Linked DNA regions of Homo sapiens: region 2 is linked to region 1. A link is an interaction called in ENCODE POLR2A ChIA-PET data of the cell type or tissue named here. Cell type or tissue: HCT116. All regions are shown on one strand. Each heading gives the region's core, and the rest is flanking DNA. Links, peaks and the distances in the headings are about the cores only. Region 1 overlaps ADGRE2 (adhesion G protein-coupled receptor E2). Region 2 overlaps OR7C1 (olfactory receptor family 7 subfamily C member 1).

The links. ChIA-PET counts read pairs that join two places held together with the same protein. Peaks named below come from ENCODE experiments on the same cell type or tissue, not always from the same donor. Only the 100,000 strongest peaks of a DNase experiment are listed, where the experiment ranks them.
Region 2: POLR2A ChIA-PET joins it to region 1 with 8 read pairs; 3 of 35 experiments call an interaction of 5 or more read pairs at or near these places.

The regions. Positions count from the first base shown.
Region 1 is chr19:14,728,949-14,732,948 of GRCh38, forward strand. It overlaps ADGRE2 (adhesion G protein-coupled receptor E2), which reads right to left. Exons shown (of 21, transcript NM_013447.4): 21 at 3,444-4,000. It also overlaps a transcript of ZNF333 not described here. Among named protein-coding and RNA genes, the nearest start is that of ZNF333, 41 kb to the left of the region's middle. RefSeq lists an enhancer at 1,618-2,817. In HCT116, for the core only: no CTCF peak of the experiment used is centred there; a DNase peak (open chromatin) is centred at 2,433; H3K4me3 peaks cover 1,459 bases; H3K27ac peaks cover 1,084 bases.
Region 2 is chr19:14,815,340-14,832,047 of GRCh38, forward strand. The region is part of intron 1 of OR7C1 (olfactory receptor family 7 subfamily C member 1); the gene reads right to left. OR7A5 (olfactory receptor family 7 subfamily A member 5) reads right to left here. Exons shown (of 2, transcript NM_017506.2): 2 at 10,902-12,915. The coding sequence starts at 12,902. The coding sequence ends at 11,943. Among named protein-coding and RNA genes, the nearest start is that of OR7A5, 11 kb to the right of the region's middle. In HCT116, for the core only: no CTCF peak of the experiment used is centred there; no DNase peak of the experiment used is centred there; H3K27me3 peaks cover 2,348 bases.

The DNA of each region.
Region 1 (4,000 bases), core at 1-4,000:
CTACTTGCGAATATTTCTCTCAAATAAAGAAGGGGGAAGGGGACGTGAGTTACAATGGTGGGACGTGCAGTTTTGAAGGGTATGTGTGTGGTTTTGAGGGGTGGAACGGGTGCAGAATGCGTGACCGAGGGAACAGATGTGAGTTATTGATTAGTGCCGACGGGAAGGCTGTTTATAGTAACTTGGGGCAGGGAGGCATAGAGACAAGGAAGTTAACAGACTGAACCTTTGAAGAGAAACCGAGAGATTCATTGCATCCTACAGTCAGGGTTTCTCAACTGTGACCTTATTGGCCAGATAATTCTTTGCTGTAGGAACTGCCCTATGCACTGAAGACTGTTGAGCAGCATCCCTGGACTATTAACTAAATGCCAGTAGCTTGGGTTGGGGAGATGTTGGTCAAACGATACACTTTTTTTTTTTGTTTTTTGAGACAGGGTCTAATTGTTGTTCAGGTTGGAGTGCAGTGGTGTGGTCACAGCTCACTGCAGCCTCAAACTACTGGGCTCAAGTGATCCTTCCTCCTCAGCCTCCAGAGTAGCTGGGACCACAGGCATGCACCACCATGCCTGGCTAATATTTTTTGTAGAGTTAGGGTTTCTCCATTTTGCCCAGGCTGGGCTTGAACTCTTGGGCTGAAGCGATCTGCCCACCCCAGCCTCCCAAAGTGCTGGGATTATGGTGTGAACCACTGCGCCCGGTGGGATACAAATTTCAGTTAGACAGGAGGAAGAAGTTCAGGAGATCAATTGTAGAGCATGGTGACTATAGTTAATAATAAATTATATTCTTAAAAAATGCTAAGAGAGTGGATGTAAATTGTTCTCACCACCAAATAATAACTATATGAGACGAGGCATACATTAATTTGCTAGATCTGGTTATTCCCCAATGTATACATCCATTAAACATCATGTTGCTCTTGATAAATACATCCAATTTTATCTGTCCAAAGAAAAATGCCAGTGGGATCCCTGCTAGTTGTATACTGGAAAGGGCAGAAATCCTCAGTTCTTTGTTGTCTTGAGAGAAAGATTTTGGCTAAAATGACTACTTTAGCCAAAAAGAGAATTTATTGAAGGAAAATAGAGAGAAGAGAGTTATTTTTATTTTTTATTTTTTGAGATGGAGTCTCGCTCTGTCACCCAGGCTGGAGTACAATGGCACAATCTCTGCTCACTGCAACCTCTGCCTCCCAGGTTCAAGTGATTCTTCTGCCTCGCAGCCTCCTGAGTAGCTGGGATTACAGGTGCCCGTGACCATGCCTGGTTAATTTTTGTATTTTTAGTAGAGATGGGGTTTCACCATGTTGGTCAGGCTGGTCTTGAACTCCTGACCTCAGGTGATCTGCCTGCCTCAGTCTCCCAAAGTGCTGGGATTACAGGTGTGAACCACCGTGCCCGGCCACTGTCTTCATTTTCAGAATGTTCCACTTAGTTCTTCCCAGCCCCTTCTCTCTTATCCCACCATCAGTCTGTCCTTCCTTCCTTCTTTCCTTCCTCCCTTCCTCTCTTTCTTTCACTTTTTTCTTTTTCTTTCTTTGCTTTTCCTTTCTCTATCTCCTTTCTTTTTCTTTGTCTTCCTCTCTCTTTCTGTATTTCTTGCACTGTAAATTTAAGAGTTTATTATTTAAAAAAAGTTAAAGCTAGCAAAGCAGTTTGTAATAACCCAAACTGGGAACAACCCAAATGTCTATCAACAGTGATTTTTTTAATTTCAACTTTTATTTTTAGATTCTGAGGGTACACGTTTAGGTTTGTTACAAGAGTATATTGCATGATGCTGAGGTTTGGGGTACAAATGAATCCAGTTAGTGAGCATAGTACCTGATAGGTAGTTTTTCAACCCTTGCCCTCCTCCCTCCCTCCTCCATCTAGTAGTCCCCATTGTCTAATGCTCCCATCTTTATGTTCACGTGTACCCAATATTTAGCTCTCTCTTACAGGTGAGAACATGCGGTATTTGGTTTTCTAAGTTAATTCACTTAGGATGATGGTTCCAGCTGCATTCATGTGGCTGCAAAACACACCACCATCAGTCTTTCAAACTCCCATCCCAGAATGCCCTAAATAGCAGATATTTAGGACATTCATAGGCAGTCCCTTACATGCTGCCCTGGTCTCAAGCACCGCCCCTCCTGCCCCCTCCCCCCAAGGATTGGCCCCTTTATTCATTCAATTTCTCTTCTCTTTCCCTCATTCTTCCTCCTTATAATTCCCTTTTCAGCCACCCAACTAATTTGGAAGAATTTCCACATCCAGTACTCTCTTGCATGTTCAGATCGCTAGAATCCAACCTCTGGATATCAAAGGATCACTACTGGGGCTTGAAGACTCCAAATCTGCAGATTCTGAAGCTTGCAGGTCAGTGGCCTTGGACTTTCAAACTTCCAGTTCCGTGACATCCGGGCTCCTTAACTTCCGGCTTCCGGGAGCTTAGTCACATACTTCTGGCTTCCGGATTGTAGGTTCCCCGCAAGGAGACTAAGGCCTGTGTGGGTCTTTGTTTCCCCAGCCGTGCAATGACTGTTAGATGCAGAAAGGGGGAAAACAGCCAGGGAAACTGCTCACAGTGGACCCCCACGGTGGAGAGCTGGAGGGAGAGGGTTCTTCAAACGTGTACCCTAGCTCCTTTGTCTGCTGTCTTTGGTGGGCGTGGTCTTGTACTTAAAATCCAGCTGAGAAGCCAAACTCTACCTTAAAGCCGTATTTCATGTTTCAAACTGGATGATATAATTCTGGAGAAATGAGATGGGAAACTCTGCTGCCTACTTGCCCCTTAACTCTTGTTTATCTTTGGGTTTCTTACTACATACCAGAGCTTAATCTTTATTTTCTTACTTAATATTCAAACACAACCCATGAGCAAATTAACATTATTTCCATCATAAATAAAGAGAATGGACTTAATAAATTTAAAAAGTGAAGATATGGGGGCAAATGGATGCTGCCATCAGCTGACCCTAGAGTTTCCTCTGACCTTCCTTCCCCAACCTCGTCTGTGTTTCACTTCTGCCATGTCCTTAAAGGGGCTGTGTGTCCCCCAGACCACAGAGTCCATTGCACTGCACCTTTCCTTCCTCCTCATTTTCCATCTTACAAATCATCAATATTCCTGGATGTAGGATCATGTCTGTCTTATATGTTTTAGTTTCTCTCAATTTAGCATTATGCCTTGCACGAGAGTATAGGAATACCTCATTTCATTGCCCTTCACAGATATTGCATTTTTTACAAATTGAACGTTTATGGCAGCCCTGTGTCGAGCAAGTCTGTAGGTGCCATTTTCCCAACAGCATGTGCTCACTTTGTGTCCCTGCTTGAGCATTTTTTAGGAATAAACTATTTTTAAATTAAAGTATGTACATTAAAAAAAAGACATAATGCTATTGCACACATTACAGTATAGGGTAAGCATACTTTTATGCACACTGGGAAACCAAAAAATGTGTATGACTTGCTTTATTGCAATATTCACATTATTGTGGTGATCTGGAGTGGAGCCTGCAATATCTCTGAGGTGTGTCTGTATGTGCTCATCACATATGTGATGAATGGATGAATAAATTAGTGTAGAGTGAAGTGCTTCCATGAACCTGAACATCATGGTCTGGAAACTATGGGCAGTGAGTCAAATCTGACCCACCATCTGTTTCTGTACAGCTAAGAATAGTTTTTACATTTTTCAAATGGGTGAAAACAAATAAAAAGAAGAATGATATTTTGTGTCACATGACTGATATATGAAGTTCAAGCTCAGTGTCCATAAAGTTTTATTAAAACATAGCCATGATCATTCATTTATGATTGTCTATAGCTGTTTTCATATCACAATGGAAGTTCAAGTTCAGTGTCTGTAAAGTTTTATTAAAACATAGCCATGATCATTCATTTATGATTGTCTATAGCTGTTTTCATACCACAGTGGTAGAATTGAGTTGCTGTAAATACCTGGCTCACAAAGCCTAACATATACACTATCAGGCTCTTTAAGAAAACAT
Region 2 (16,708 bases), core at 9,510-13,509, 96 kb after region 1:
GGTTGTATGTTGCATGAGTGTTTGTTTCATACACATGCACCAGGGCCAGCTTCATGAATATTCATATCTCCTCCTATAACCTGTTGAATATGTATGTCTAGCCAACCCATTGAGCATAAAGCTCTTAGCTCTTACCCCAACCCCTCCTCCTTAGAAATGCCTGTCTCTCTGGTATTGGCTAGAGGCTATGCTTCCCACTCTGTGGGATTGCCATCTTGCAGGCTGTAACCCTTTACAAGAAATAAAGTCTCCTTTCCTTTTCTAAATTTATAAATTGTGGGGGGTTTAAAAGTTAACATAGCCACATAAACATGTTTCCCTTAGTTTAGAAGGGAAAAACAATTTTCTGGAGATATCAAGGGCTGTGTCCCCACCGCAAGTCAATGCTTTTTGATGATCCTAAGGACCTAATCAAGAGAGTTTCCTTGAGTCTCTGAGTTTGTGCGTGTGTGTGTGTGTGTGTGTGTGTGTGTGTGTCTGTGTCTGGGTGTGTGTGTGTTGAGACAAGGTCTTGCTCTGTTGCCCAGGCAGGCGTACAGTGGTGCAATCATGGCTCACTGCAGCCTCTACCTCCCCAGCTCAAACGATCCTCCCACCTCAACCTCCCAGGTAGCTGGGACTACAGGAACATGCCACCATGCCCAGTTAATTTTGAAAAAATGTTTTGTAGAGATGGGGTCTTGCTATGTTGCCCAGGCTGGTCTTGAACTCCTGGGCTTAAGTAATCCACCCCACTTGGCCTCCCAAAATGTTGGGATTACAGACATGAGCCGCCATGTTCTGCTGAGTCTCTGACTTTAGAGGAAACTTTCAGTGAAAGGAGCGTACCCCATAAGTGTATATATCTACTATATACCCACAAAAATTCTTTTAAAAAGTTAAAGAAAGGAGTGATAAGGTGTGTGATGGTTAATACTGAGTGTCAACTTGATTAAACTGAAGGATGCAAAGTATTGATCCTGGGTGTGTCTGTGAGGGTGTTGCCAAAAAAGATTAACATTTGAGTCAGTGAACTGAAGGAGGCAGACCCACCCTCAATCCGTGTGGGCACCATCTAATCAGCTGCCAGTGTGGCTAGAATAGAGCAGGCAGAAGAAATTGGAAGGAGCCGACTTGCTGAGTCTTCCAGCTTTCGTCTTTCTCCCATGGTGAATGCTTCCTGCCCTCGAACATCAGACCTCAAGTTCTTCAGCTTTTGGACTCTTGGACTTACAGCAGTGGTTTACCAGAGGTTCTTGGGCCTTCAGCCGCAGACTGAAGGCTGCACTATTGGCTTCCCTAATTTTGAGGTTGTGGGACTCAGATTGTCTTCCTTTCTGCTCAGCTTGAAGACGATCTATTGTGGGACTTCACCTTGCGATAATGTGAGTCAATACTCCTTAATAAACTCCACTTCATATATATATCTATCCTATTAGTTCTGTCCCTCTAGAGAAGCCTGACTAATAGAAGGTGCTAGGAGGTTAGATATCTGGAAGGCAGGTGAGTTATTGGAGAAGGAGTAAAAATTAATCAAATAAATAAATAATTGGGTTCACCTAATGTCTAACATGGTCTCTTGGGAACAGAGAATGAGCAGGAAAAATTTCCTTACTGTCCAGACAGGAGTCCACAGAGAAATCAGACACTTACGGGTTAGTAAGTTCCAGCAGTAAGAGGGGAGGTGCCTAATGAGCAGATACAGGGAGCTGTGGCCCTCAGAGAATACAATAGAGAAAAAAAATGTCTAACAAACCCACTAATAGATTAACCCTCACAAGGAAATAATTGCAAAGTAAAGCTTGCTATCATACCCCAAAAGTAGGCTAGCTAATCTGAGTCCCAGACTGGGGACTGGGCTGAATGGGACCCTTCAGCCCATTCCAGGTGGGAATGGAAGTTCAATTGTTAAGACTCTGCACAGGACATGATCTCATTCCTTTTTATGGCTGCATAGTATTCCATGGTGTATATGTACCACGTTTTCTTCAACCAGTCTGTTGTTGATGGGCATTTAGGTCGAGTCCATGTTTTCACTCCAATTAATGGATCTACTTTAAAAAATAGTGGTCATCTTTTGCCGCTATGTAGAACATAAATCTGGCTAGAGGACCTATGCCTCACTCTTTCCTGCTGTCTCGTCTGGGGACAGAGCTTCATCCTCTATCATCAACCATTCAGGGTAAAATTCAGACTTCCATCTGGAGATCCTCTTCTCTGAGACCCCATCCAGGTGAGCCCAGGAGCCCTCAGCAGGTTTCATGGGAAAGGTTCAGAGAGAACGGAAGCTGGGAATGTTTACCTGAAGTCACCTGAGAGCCAATCCAACTTAGGCCAGCGCCAAGAGGTTGCTATGTTTGTTTGCTTAGTTGACTGATTATTTCATAATCAATCTATTTAGTATGCTAAAAAGAGCAGTGTCTGTTAGACTCAGCAATGCAGAGACCACTGCTGACAATTAAGTGGTGGGAATGGAATTCCAATTGGTAAGACTGAAGAAGGAATGGGAGCTAAAAAGTGGTGCTGGTAACATCAGTTCATAGTCAAGGAGTTTTGCAGGTAAGAGAGAAAAAAAACTGAGTATTAAGTGTAAAGGATATGCAGCAAAGTGAGGGCTTTTAAAATATTTTTAATATTGGGTGTATTTTGAGTATGTTCCTGTATCCATTAAAAAGATCACACCAATGTATTATTTGCAAATGCTACCTTGCCACAGCAGTTAATAAGTCATACATTTTATTTATTTTATTTATTTATTTATTTATTTATTTATTTATTTATTTATTTTTGAGACGGAGTCTCGCTCTGTCCCCTAGACTGGAGCGCAGTAGTGGCACGATCTCGGCTCACTGCAAGCTCCGCCTCCCAGGTTCACGGCGTTCTCTTGCCTCAGCCTCCCGAGTAGCTGCGACTACAGTTGCCCGCCACTACGCCCGGCTAATTTTTTTGAATTTTTTAGTAGAGATGGGGTTTCACCGTGTAACCCAGGATGGTCTCGATCTCCTGACCTCGTGATCCGCCCGTCTCTGCCTCCCAAAGTGCTGGGATTACAGGCGTGAGCCACCGCGCCCGGCTGATAAGTCATACATTTTAAAGTATCTTTTCTCATGCGGGTTATCCAGATGAAAAAAATATGTTTATTTAATAAGTGAAAAGGGGTATGATAGCAAGCTTTACTTTGCAATTACTTCCTTACTTGTGAGGCTTAATCGATTAGTGGGTTTGTTAGATAGTTCCTGTTTCTATTGCAAACAGTCTTTGCGAGATCTTTGCTTTTGTATAGCGAGTTTGCAGTGTTTTCATTCCTGTATTTGATTGCATTTTTTTCAAACATAAGAATGGGAGTTGGTGAACGTTTTTTCACCAACGTTGTTGTTTGCCATTTAGTTCTTTTTGTATTTATAGATGCGCTTGGGGTGAATGCGTTAAAGTTTATCAGTTTTGTGCGGTCAGGTCTATCAGTGGGTCACACTGTGTATCTCCCTTCTGTTGCATTTTAGATAGTTTAGAGAGTTTAAAAAGCTTTCTACATATTTCATCGCAATAAATCACCTTTTATATGTATTTCCACCTTATTTCACACATTTTTTTCTTTCTTTTTTATTATACTTTAAGTTTTAGGGTACATGTGCACAACACGCAGGTTGGTTACATATGTACACATGTGCCATGTTGGCGTGCTGCACCTATTAACTCGTCATTTAGCATTAGGTATATCTCCCCCCTCCCCCTGCCCCATAACAGTCCCCGGTGTGTGATATTCCCCTTCCTGTGTCCACATCTTTTTTCTTTATTGCCACCTTTCTTTTTTCTTTTTTGCAATCAGATCTATTTTTTTTAAATTTAAAATTTTATTTTAATTTCGGGGGTACATGTGCAGGATATGCAGGTTTGTTACATAGGTAAACATGTGCCATGGTGGTTTGCTGCACCCATCAACCCATCACCTAGGTATTAAGCCCAGCATGCATTAGCTATTTTTTTTAATGCTCTCCTTCCCCTCACCCCCACCCCCTGACAGGCTCCAGTGTGTGTCGTTCCCCTCCCTGTGTCCCCGTGTTCTCACTCTTCAGCTCCCAGTTATAAGTGGGAACATGTGGTATTTGGTTTTCTGTTCCTGGGTCAGTTTGCTGAGGATAATGGCTTTCAGCTCCAGCCACATCCCTGCAAAGGACATGATCTTATTCCTTTATATGGCTGCATAGTATTCCAGGGTGTATATGTACTACATTTTCTTTAACCAGTCTATTGTTGATGGGCATTTAGGTTGATTCCACGTTTCCAATTAATCAGAACTACTTTTAAAAATAGTGGTTATCTTTTGCCACTATGTGGAACATATTCTTATACCCACGTTGAGATTTCCTGTGTATTCTTCATGTAAGCATATTTTAATCCATTTCAGTTTGTATAAGATGAAATCATAACTTTACATACTGTTGTTTTCTTCCACTGCTTTAAGAAAGTATATTTTTATATTCTTTCATTTCCAAGTTTTTGTCAACTTAATCTCAAATTCGAAACCCATGTTGATGTGATTAATGGTTATTTTCTATCTTTTTCTTTGATCATTTATTTTATTTTTATGCGTTTATTTATTTATTTAGAGATACAGTCTCGCTCTGTCACCCAGCCTGGAGTGCAGTGGCACAATTTCAGCTCACTGCAGCCTCAACCTCTTGGGTTCAAGTGATTCTTGTGCCTCAGCCTCCCGAGTAGCTGGGATTACAGGCATGCGCCGCCACTCTGCCCAGCTAATTTTTTGTATTTGTAGTAGAGACAGGGTTTTACCATGGCAGTCAGGCTGGTCTCAAACTCCTGGCCTCAGGTTGATCTGCCCACCTTGGCCTCCCAAAGTGCTGGGATTACAGGCATGAGCCACTGCGCCGGGATAGATCATTTATTTTAGAATTTTATTCAGTTTTGTTCAATGTGGTTGTTTTGAATCCACCTTATTTAACCAAGCTTTATTTTCCCAGCCATTCCTTTTGTTTAATAAGTTCTTAATTTAAAAAAATGTGTTTCTCAATGAAAATACATGGACATGGGGAGGGGAACATCACACATGGGGGCCTGTTGGGGGGTCGGGGGCAAGGGGAGGGAGATCATTAGGACAAATACCTAATGCATGAGGGGCTTAAAACCTAGATGACGGGTTGACAGGTGCAGCAAACCACCATGGCACATGTATAGCTATGTAACAAACCTGCACGTTCTGCACATGTATCCCAGACCTTAAAGAAAAAAAATCACACAGGAAAAAAAAAAGTGTTCCTATGTAGACGTACAACTTTTTGTGAAACCACAACAGTGAAGAAAGCAGGTGAAATCCCTGCTAATTTAGATCTTACCTTGTAATGGAAAGGGCAGAAAACAATGGAATAAATGTGTGTCTGACATAAAGTCCCCAGAGGTAAGTCATATGAAGAAAAATGATAGATTGTCGTGGCAGGGGCAGGATTTTCTAAAGTATGGTCTGGGGAGGTCTTTGCATCTTGCACGAGGAACGGAATTGGACTAGAGAGTGCCCACTGGATTTGTCAGAAAAGAGGGAAAAACTCAATACCTGGGAATTACAAAGAACAGATCCCACAAGGAAAAGTGAGAGAAAGGCCTGCCTCATCTACTACTGGACCATATAAAAACATGTGTGGGCCGGGCATGGTGGCTCACACCTGTAATCCCAGCACTTTGGGAGGCTGAGGTGGGTGGATCACGAGACCTGCCTGGCCAACATGGTGAAACCCTGTCTCTACTAAAAATACAAAAATTAGCTGGGTGTAGTGGCAGGTGCCTGTAATCCCAGCTACTTGGGAGGCTGAGGCAGGAGAATCGTTTGAACCTGGGAGGTGGAGGTTGCTGTGAGCTGAGATCGCGCCATTGCACTCCAGCCTGGGTGACAAGAGTGAAACTCTGTCTCAAAGCAAAAATAAAAACAAAAACAAAACATGTGTGGTCCATAAATATGGAATAGATACAGGAATAACAATTAGATCAGGGGTCTGATGTGAATTCTGTAATGAGGCAAGTGGATCAATGAAATTCTGCTCAGGGTATGGGCCCTGGAGTCCGGAGATAATGTCAGTTCTACGCTGGCTACCTGTTCTCCCAACAGTGTGGCTCTTCTCTTGAGCTCTTCATTCAGGCTGCATTTCCCAGGAACTTGCCTTAAAAACAAAAAACAAAAAACAAAACAAAACTATTCCGCCTTTACTGCAGTGGATTCCACACTCTTTGTGTCTGAAAGTAAGAAATACCTTTTACATCATGAGCCAGCATGCCTGCACATGCAAATATACACACACAGGTGGCTGAAGAAAGAGTATCATGAAACTAGTTTGTAGGTACCCTTATCATATATGATGTGCTTGAATATTTTCTTCTGCATTTTATTCATTCTATGCTATTTAAATCTTACGTACCATAGCACAACCCCTCAATCAGTCCCAATCTCAGAATATGGACAACATTCTCCTAGTGTGTCCTCCACACCTGTGTTAGCATCTCCCTGTATCTTTTATTTCCTCATCAGCAATTGCTGGGACAACACAAAATGTCCCTCACCATTGTCACCATTCTTCTTTCTACTTCTATGAGTTCATTATCATTTTAAGATTCCCCATGTACGAGTGTGCAGAATTTGTTTCACTGTGCCTGGCTTATCATTTAATGTAATGTCCTCCAGGTTCATCCGTGTGGTCACAAATGACAGGATTTCCTTCTTTTTAAAGGCTGAGTGGTGTTCTATTGTGGATATGCACCACGTATTCTTGATCTATTCATTCTTTGGCGGACACTGAGGTTGACTCCATATGTTGGCTTTTGTAAATAGTGTTGCAACGAATGCGGAAGTGCAGATATCTCTTCAACATACTGATTTCATTTCCTTTGGCTATATATGCAGTCATGGGATTATACACATATGGTAGTTCTATTTTTAGTTTTTTGGAGAACCCCCAACTATTTTCTATAATGCTTGTACTACCTTAAGTTTCCACCAAAAAGGTACATGGGCTCCCTTTTCTCCAGATCCTCATCAGCACTTATCTCCTGTCTTTTTTTTTTTTTTTTTTTTTTTTTTTTTGAGATGGAGTCTCGCTCTGTCGCCCAGGCTAGAGTGCAGTGGTGCGATCTCAGCTCACTGCAACCTCCACCACCCAAGTTCAAGCAATTCTCCTGCCTCAGCCTCCTGAGTAGCTGGCATTACAGGTGCCCGCCACTGCGCCGGCTAATTTTTGTATTTTTAGTAGAGATGGGGTTTCACCGTCTTGGCCAGGCTGGTCTTCAACTCTTGACCTCGTGATCCACCCGCCTCAGCCTCCCAAAGTGCTGGGATTACAGGCATGAGCCACCGCACCCAGCCACCTGCCTTTTTTATAATAGCCGTCCTAACAGGTTTGAGGTGACATCTCATTGTGGTTATAATGTACATTTCTCTGATAATCAGTGATGTTGAGCATTTTTTCATGTACCTGTTGGCCAGCTGTATGTCTTCTATTGAGACATGTCTCTTCATGTCCTCTGCCTATTTTTTTTTTTTTAAACTGGGTTACTTGTTTCCTTGATGTTGAGTTTCTTCTATATTGGGATATTAACCCCTTATCATATGTGTGGTTTGCAAATGTTTTCTCTCCTTCCATAGGTTGCCTCTCTGTTGATTGTTTTCTTTGCTGTGCAGAAGGTTTTTAATTTGATGTAATCCCACTTGTCTATTTTCACTTTCGTTGCCTGTGTTTTGAGGGGTATATTTTAAAACCATTGCCCAGACTACTGCTTTCTGCCTATATTTTATTCTGGAAGGTTTATAGCTTCAGGTGTTATCCTTAAATGTTTTTAAAAATTTGCGTAAATTGGTTGGGTGCAGTGGTTCATGCCTGTAATCCCAGCACTTTGGGAGGCTGAGACGGTCAGATCACTTGAGGTCTAGAGTTCGAGACCAGCCTGGCAAACATGGCGAAACCCCATCTCTACTAAAAATAAAAAATTAGGTGGGCGTGGTGGCATGTGCCTGTAATCCCAGCTACTCGGGAGGCTGAGGCAAAAGGATTGCTTGAACTTGGGAGGTGGAGGTTGTGGTGAGCCAAGGTTGTGCCACTGCACTCCAGTCTGGGCGACAGAGCAAGACTCCGTCTAAAAAAATAAAAAATAAATAAAATTTGTGTAAATTTAAGGGGTGTAAGTGCAGTTTTGTTACATGGGTATTTTGCCTAGTGGTGAAGTCTGGGCTTTTAGTGTAACCATCACCCAAATAGTGTACATTGTACCCATTAAGTAATTTATCAGTCCTAACCCCCTCTCATCTTCCCACCCTTCTGGGTCTCCAATGTCTATTATTCCACATTCTATATTTATGTGTCCACATTATTTAGCTCCCACTTGTAAGTGAGAACATGCAGTATTTGACTATTTCTGAGTTATTTCACTTAAGATAATGGCCTCTAGTTTCATCCGTGTTTGAGTCTTTAACCTATTTTCATTTAATTTTTGTATATGGTGTGAAATGAGGGTCTAATTTCATTCTTCTGCATATGGATATCCAGTTTTCCCAGCACCGTTTATTGAAGAGATGGTACTCTCACTATTGTGCTTTTTTTTTTTTTGGCAATTTGTCAAAAATAAAAATTGGCTGTAAATTCATGGATTTATTTCTGGGCTCTGTATTCTTTTCCATTGGTCAATGTGCCCCAATACAGTGTGCTTTCCATTTACCTTTTCCCCTCTGATTCACATGAATAATAAAACAAAGTCCCCAGATTTTCTAGATAATAAGTGTATCCATACATGGAGCTCCCTAACTTTTATGGCTTTCACCCAAGGGACAGGATCCTAAATTATTTAGCTCTGGGAGTTGATGGGGCTCTGCATTCATGAATCCCTTGAAACCAAAGAGAACAAAGAGGTAACTTTCTTTTTCAACTTTTATTTTAGAATCATGGGGTATATGTGTAGGTTTGTTACAAAGATATATTGTGTGACACTAAAGTTTGGGGTATGGCTGAACCCATCACCCAGGTAGTGAGTACCCAAGAGGTAGTTTTTCAGCCCTTTTCCTACTCCCTTTCTCCCCACTATAGTAGTCTCCAGTGTCTGTTGATCCCAACTTTATGTCCGTGTGTACCCAATGTTTAGCTCGCACTTATAAGCGAGAACATGAAGTATTTGGTTTTCTGTTTCTGCATTAGTTCACTTAGGATAATGGCCTTGAGTTCTCTCCATGTAGCTACAAAGGACATGTTTTTTTCTTTTTTATGGCTGCATAGTATTCCCTGGTGTGTACATACTACATTTTCTTTATCCAATACACCATTGATGAGCACCTGCAATGATTCCATGTCTTTGCTATTGTGAATAGCACCACAGTGAACATATGGGTGAATGAGTCCTTTTGGCAGGATGATTTATTTTCCTTTGGCTATATACTCAATAATGGGATTTCTGGGTCAAATGGTAGTTCAACTCAGTTTTTTGAGAAATCTCCAAACCGCTTCCCACAGTGGCTGGACTAATTTACATTCCCACCAACAGTGTATAAGTGGATATTATGCTCATGAAATAAGCCAGAGAGAGGAATAAAAAATGCTACATTATTTCACTTATATGTGGAATCTAAACAATGTCAAATACTGACCAGGTGTGGTGGTGGTTCATGCCTGTAATCCCAGCATTTTGGGAGGTCAAGATGGGATCACCATTTGAACTCAGGAATTTGAGACCATCCTGGGCAACAGAGCAAGATGTCATCTCTACTAAAAATATGAACAAGTGAGCCAGGCATGGTGGTGTGAGCCTGTGGTTCCAGCTACTCAGGAGGCTGAGGCAAGAGGATGGCTTCAGCCTGGGAGATCGAGGCTTCAGTGAGCTACCATCACACCACTCTACTTCAGTCTGGGTGACAGATTGAGATCTTGTGCTTAAAATGTAAAATACATAGAAATAGAGAGTACAATTCTGGTTATGGAGGGGTGAGAATGGGAGGAGTGGGGAATGGGAAAATGTGGGTCAAAACGTACAGAGTTGTGGTTATGTAGGATGAATAAGCCTAGACATCTAATGTACACTATGACGACTATAGTTAAAAATATTATACTGTACACTGTGAATTTTCTAAGAGTAGAGTTTAGGTGCTCTTTCCACCAAAAAAGGTAACTATTTGAGGCGATGGACTCAGGATCTTTTCATTTGCTTTAGCCAAAAGAATATGGTGGAATTGAGTGTCCCTCAAGGGAACTTGGCATGTTTCTGTTGCTCTCTCCTGTAACTCTGCCTCTGCCATGCAAACAAGTCCAGGCCAGCCAGCTTTAGGAGGAGAGGACATGTAAAGCCATGTTAAGACAGTTGGCAAGCTGTCCCAACTGTGGCCACCCTAGGTCAGCCCACAGCCAACAAGCCTCCAAATGTAAGAGAACTCGGGCAAGATCAGCAAAGCCCTACTGTTGACTCACAGCTGACTACAGCTTCATGAGGAGGACAGCAGAGACCAGAAGACACCCCCAACGTAGACTCCCTATGAGACAAGAAAAGCATCATCTTAAACCATTTACTATGAGATGACTTGTTATTCAGCAATAGCTTACTGATACAATAAGCATTGCAAATAGGACTGAGGACATTCAGAATAGTCTGCTGCTTCTTATTTTGGCATTTGTTCTAATACTTGGAAGCATTCATGATTCCCTGGATACTCATGTATAATTCAGATAACTGTATTAAAAAAAAGACTACTGTTGAGATTCCCCATCTAGGTGATCTGGAGAGGTTAGAATGAGATGTATGTTTTTTGCAGGAATAATTTGTGCACCTGAATCACAATTTTCCATTCCCAGAGACATAACGGGATAAGTTAAAGGTTTGGTGTGAGTCACCCTTTTCACCTGAATCACAATTCCCCATTCCCAGAGGCATGACTGGGGAGAAGCTCAAGGTTTTGTGTGAGTCATTCTTTAATCATGAGTATTTAAGAGAATTTAGAGCATAAAAGAGATGAATAAATTGATGATACATTGAATATTGTTCACTGACCTGCACTTTAATGTTTACGACAAAATTTTATAATGAAGGAGGTATTTTGGTTAGTGGGATAGAAGGATTCGTATTTGTAGGGAGCACTAAAAATTTTGAAGCAAAAACAGAAGTATGGATGCATGAAACATTATAGACCATGGCACCAAATCCATCACTCCAATAAATAAACTTATATATGGGCACTAAGCTTCCATACTTCAATGAGTCCATGCACATCATAAAAACAAGTCTTCCATAGCAATTCAATGTATGATTGACAATTTTACTCCATCATATTTAAGGTCATCTCTGACTGTAAGTCCATATTAAGTTAATCAACATATGCAAGTTTGTCTTTCAGTGGGCATTGCACTCGGAACATATTTTTGATAAACAATTTTTGCCTTACCGTACTATGCCAGGGAGTATGGCAGATACTGTGGACATGGCACTGACAAAGACATGATGTCCTAATGAGGACAACACAATCTCATGACCAGCTGCAAAATACACAAGTATGTTCAGGTCTACATTATCAGGAGGAGCATTGAAGGTAGAGACAGACATAGGACTGAAGAATACAAAAGTGAACAAATTGTGGTCTCAGGTCATATTCCACTATAAATTTACATCAATTACCCCAATTGCCAAGTGTAGTCTATGCCACAGGAGACATACAACTCTTCCCTGTATGAGACAAATGGAAATCTCCAAAGTGTTTCTGATCCAAAGTCGGAAATAACCTTGAGAAAGTAGGAAAACAACAAAGAGAAAAAACTGTTGGATATCAGAGAGCAGAAAGCTTAATAAAAGGAGTTGCTTAAATTCTACAAGACCAGTTGAAATCACAACAAATTGAAACTCCCAGAAATATAATAAGTATTAATAGAAGGAGCAAGTTCTATTTCCACTATCTGATTGAAGAATGACAGTTACTACCTCTGAAGCTTAGAGCCCTGCAATCATGGGCACTTCTTGAAAAATTGCCCTTTCATTGTTCCCCACAACAAATGTATTCCCAGAGCCCTCTTTATGTCTTTATTCCTCAGACTATAGATAAAGGGGTTCAGCATGGGGGTGACCACAGTGTACATCACTGAGGCTGTTGCACTTGAGTGTGAGTTGCGGGTGGCAGCAGAACTAAGGTACACCCCTAGGATTGCACCATAAAATAAGGAGACAACTGAGAGGTGAGATGCACAGGTGGAAAATGCCTTGTACTTCCCCTGAGCTGATGAGATTGCATGTATGGAAGAAATTATCTTAGAGTAAGAGTAAAGGATCCCAGTCAGGGGACCTCCACCCAGCAGCGCAACTGTAAAATATATCACCATGTGATTAAGAAAGCTATCAGAACAAGCAAGTTGGATGACCTGATTAAGTTCACAGAAAAAGTGGGGGATTTCTAAGGCTGTGCAGAAGGACAGCCGTACTACCATTAAGATTTGTAGCAAGGAATACAGAGCACTCATGGTCCAGGATGCTAGAACCAGCAGTCCACAGAGGTGAGGGTTCATAATGACCATGTAGTGCAGGGGGTGACAGATGGCCACAAACCGGTCATAGGCCATCACGGACAGGAGGAAGTTTTCAAATCCAGCAAAGAGTATGAAAAAATACATCTGCATGAGGCAGGCTATGTAGGTGATGACTTTGTTCTGTGTCTGGATGTTCATCAGCATTTTTGGAATGGTGGTGGAAGTAACACAAATGTCAGCAAAGGACAGGTTGGAGAGGAAGAAGTACATGGGGGTGTGGAGGTGGGAGTCTGAGATTGTGGCCAGGATGATGAGCAGGTTCCCGAGCACAGTGACCAGGTACATGGACAGGAACAGCCCAAAGAGGAAGGGTTGCAGTCCAGGTTCTTGTGAAAATCCCAGAAGAAGAAATTCTGAAATTTGTGTATCATTTCCTGGTTCCATTTGATTGAAGTGACTATCAGAGAGAGAGAGAGAAAGAGGGAAACGAGACAGGCATGCATTGCTAACCTTTCAGAAATACCATCATTTATATTTTATAGCCAATAAATTATCTTACATTTTGTGTATGAATCTGGTTCTCTTTAAGGGATCTCCATGTCATCTCTGATTAGGAACTCCTTCCCACTCTCAGCCTTAACTGAAGACAGCGTACATTCTGCAGTTAGAATAAGAACTTCTGGCTGGGCACGGTGGCTTATGCCTGTAACCCCAGCACTTTGGGAGGTCAAAGCAGGCGGATCACGAGGTCAAGAGGTTGAGACCATCCTGGCCAACATGGTGAAACCCTGTCTCTAGTAAAAATACAAAAATTAGCCTGGTGTAGTGGCATGCGCCTGTAGTCCCAGCTACTTGGGAGGCTGAGGCAAGGAGAATCTCTTGACCCCGGGAGGCAGAAGTTGCAGTGAGCTGAGATCATGCCACTGCACTCCAGCCTGGTGACAGAGCGAGACTCCATCTCAAAAAAAAAAAAAAAAAAAAAAAAAAAAAGAATGAGAACTTCTTCTATGAATTTGAGGAATATAAATTGAATGTTGACCATGTTCTTGTCACTGTCTAGATAATGAGTGAACAATGCTGAGAAACAAAAGTCCCTACAATCTAATGATGAAGAAAGAATATAAACAAATTAAACAATCGAATATAAACAAATTAAACAATCACATAATATGTCAGATGGGAACAGGCGCTTGGAAAATAAACAAAGCAGGTAAAAAGGAGGGAGGGTATGAAGTGTTTCTTTTGTTTTTTGTTTGTTTGTTTGCTGATTATTATTCAAGACCTGCAAACAAGGTGATGTTTGAAAAAAGATCTCAAGGAAGACAGGGCAAGATTCATGAAGTTATCTGTTGAAGTGGGTGCCTGGCAGGAGGAATGGCAGTACAAAAACTTTGAGGGATGTGCTTCTTTCTTGTTTTCTTTTTTGAGACAGAGTCTCGCTCTGTTGCCGGGCTGGAGCGCAGTGGCGCAATCTCAGATCACTGCAACCTCCACCTCCCAGGTTCAAGCGATTCTCCTGCCTCAGCCTCCCGAGTAGCTGGGATTACAGGCATGCACCACCACGCCCAGCTAATTTTGTATTTTTAGTAGAGACGGGGTTTCTCCATGTTGGTCAGGCTGGTCTTGAACTCCCAACCTCAGGTGATCCGCTCACCTCGGCCTCCCAAAGTGCTGGGATTATAGGCATGAGCCACTGCACCTGGTTGGGACGTGCTTCTTTCAGATGTTCAAGTCCAACACAGAAGCCAGTGTGGCCAGGGAATCAGTAAGACGGAGAGTGATGGGACATGGTGTCAGAGGATGTTGCAGAATAAGGGGACCTGGCTGTCAAAACATCAAGGGACAAAGTGTCCATCTGTCTAGATGCTGTTGCACCTGCACTTTATTAACTGGACTAGAAAGGTGTCACATCAATTGAAATGCATCCCCTCTTTATTTCCTTCTGGTGTCTTGGGTTCTGGCCTCTGTTTCATTGGTCTCCTTTATAATAAAATATATTGAGGCCAGGTCCCTCTTGCTCTGAAACCTGCTGTCACTCCAAAGACATGCAGCCACACACTCACTCACACACACATATACACATGCAGCACACTGGCCGAAGAGGGCCCAGGCAGGAGTGCAGTGGTGTGATCATAGCTCACTGCAGCTTCAACCACCCAGGCTCAAGCCATCCTCCTGCCTCAGCCTCCCAAGTAGTTGGGACCACAGCCATGTGCCGCCACCCTTGGCTGATTTCTACATTTTTTGTGGAGACCAGGTCTGCCTATGTTGCCCAGGCTGGTCTTGAACTCCTGGCCTCAAGTGAACCTTCCACTTTGGCCTCCCAAAGTGCTGGAATTACAGGCATGAGCTACTGCATTTGGCTCAAGGAAAGCTTTTAATATCAGATTCTTTTTTCCCTACAGAATGTAGAATTGGTACAAGAAATTCCAGTTCACAAGTCTGTATACACATGTAAACTTGGACTTCCATTTTGGTATGACTGTTTTCAGCCCTGTGTTTAAAGAAACATAAAAGAGCTGTTCAATAAACAGAGTGAGAGAAATTAAACAGACCCCAGTAAGGAAAAAGTCTAATAAACTCAGGTAATCCCTCAGCAAAAGGACAAAAATACATTGCAAGGGTGCAACGGGTAGGTTAGCAAGAAAGGAACTGACTCCAAGGAGACAAAGGCTTGCTGGGGATCTTATAGGATGGAAAATAAAAGCGACCCTGGTTATGGTTACATTTCAGCTTCCATTGTATCTCCTCGATGCCTGGCAAAATAAATAAAAGATCAAAAATAAAGAATTCTGACATCTTTATTGACTTCATGGTTTTTAATTTAACAATAGTATTTAATTATGTCGGTTTTAATGATTATTAAAGTTTTAGCTTTCCTTTTGGAACTAGAAATAAGTAAATAAAGTTATCCAAAAGACAAGACTGTGGAGTCCTAATTAGGGAAATGGAGTCAGGCTGGCTGAAGCAGGGAAAAACAAAAAGAGAAGATAGATAAGCTCTAAGTCTGCCTTTCTTCATGGTCCAGGACACACAACCCTCGTGTGCCAATGACTCACAATCTTCCTGCACCCGTCTTATCACCTGACCCTCAGCTGATGGAAAAATGCAAGTTAGCTCACTGCAACCTTGGCATTATCAGTACCGCACAAAGCCCTCTTCAGCTCGCAGCACAAGCACTATCCTATAAAATCCCCAGCAAGCCTTTGCCTCCTTGCAGTCAGCTCCTTTCTTGCTAACCTGCCCATTGCACCCTTGCAATGTATTATTATCCTTTCTCTAATTAAATTTGCCTTTCTTTATCTACAACTGTCTTGGTAAATTCTTACTGCCTACATGATGCCGGCCCCAGATAGCTGCTACCCATGACAAAAACTAATGATACCTTTTTTGGCAACAAAGGTACAGATCGCATATCCTAATAGAAAAATGGAGCAAAGAGAATAAGCCAACAATTCACAAAAAGAAACATACAAACAATGACAAGATTTGGGCATTTTTATATGAAACAGTAAAAGACTCATTTTTTTCTGTGCCTATTCCATATTTACTTGATCAATTGGTTTTTATATGAATTGAGAGTGGATGAAGCAGTCCCTTTCTCACTTTTCTTGTATTTCCTGTGTGGCCTTTATTTTATTTTATTATTTTATTATTATTTTTTTGAGACAGAGTCTCGCTCTGTCGCCCAGGTTGGAGTGCAATGGTGCAATATTGGCTCACTGCAAGCTCAGCCTCCCGGGTTCACGCCATTCTCCTGCCTCAGCCTCCTGAGTAGCTGGCATTACAGGTGCCCGCCACTGTGCCCGGCTAATTTTTGTATTTTTAGTAGAGATGGGGTTTCACCATGTTAGCCAGGATGGTCTCGATCTCCTGACCTCGTGATCCGCCTGCCTCGGCCTCCCAAAGTGCTGGGATTACAGGCGTGAGCCACCGCGCCTGGCCTATTTTATTTTTTTTTTGCTACTTGTGGACTTTGAATTTTGATCACTTTTTTGACAAATCCAATGAGCTTGTTTCTGGTCTTTGTCCAACATGAAAATGCCTGCCCAGACCATATTACATATTAAATTTTGCACACGTCATGACTATTCTATTCTATTCTGTTGTATTCTATTTATTCATTGTTGAGATAGGGTCTTACTCTCTTGCTAAAGATGGAGTGCAGTGGTGCAATCATAGCTCACTGCAGCCTCAAATTTCTGGGCTTATATAATACTCATGCCTCAGCTTCTTGAATGACTGGGACG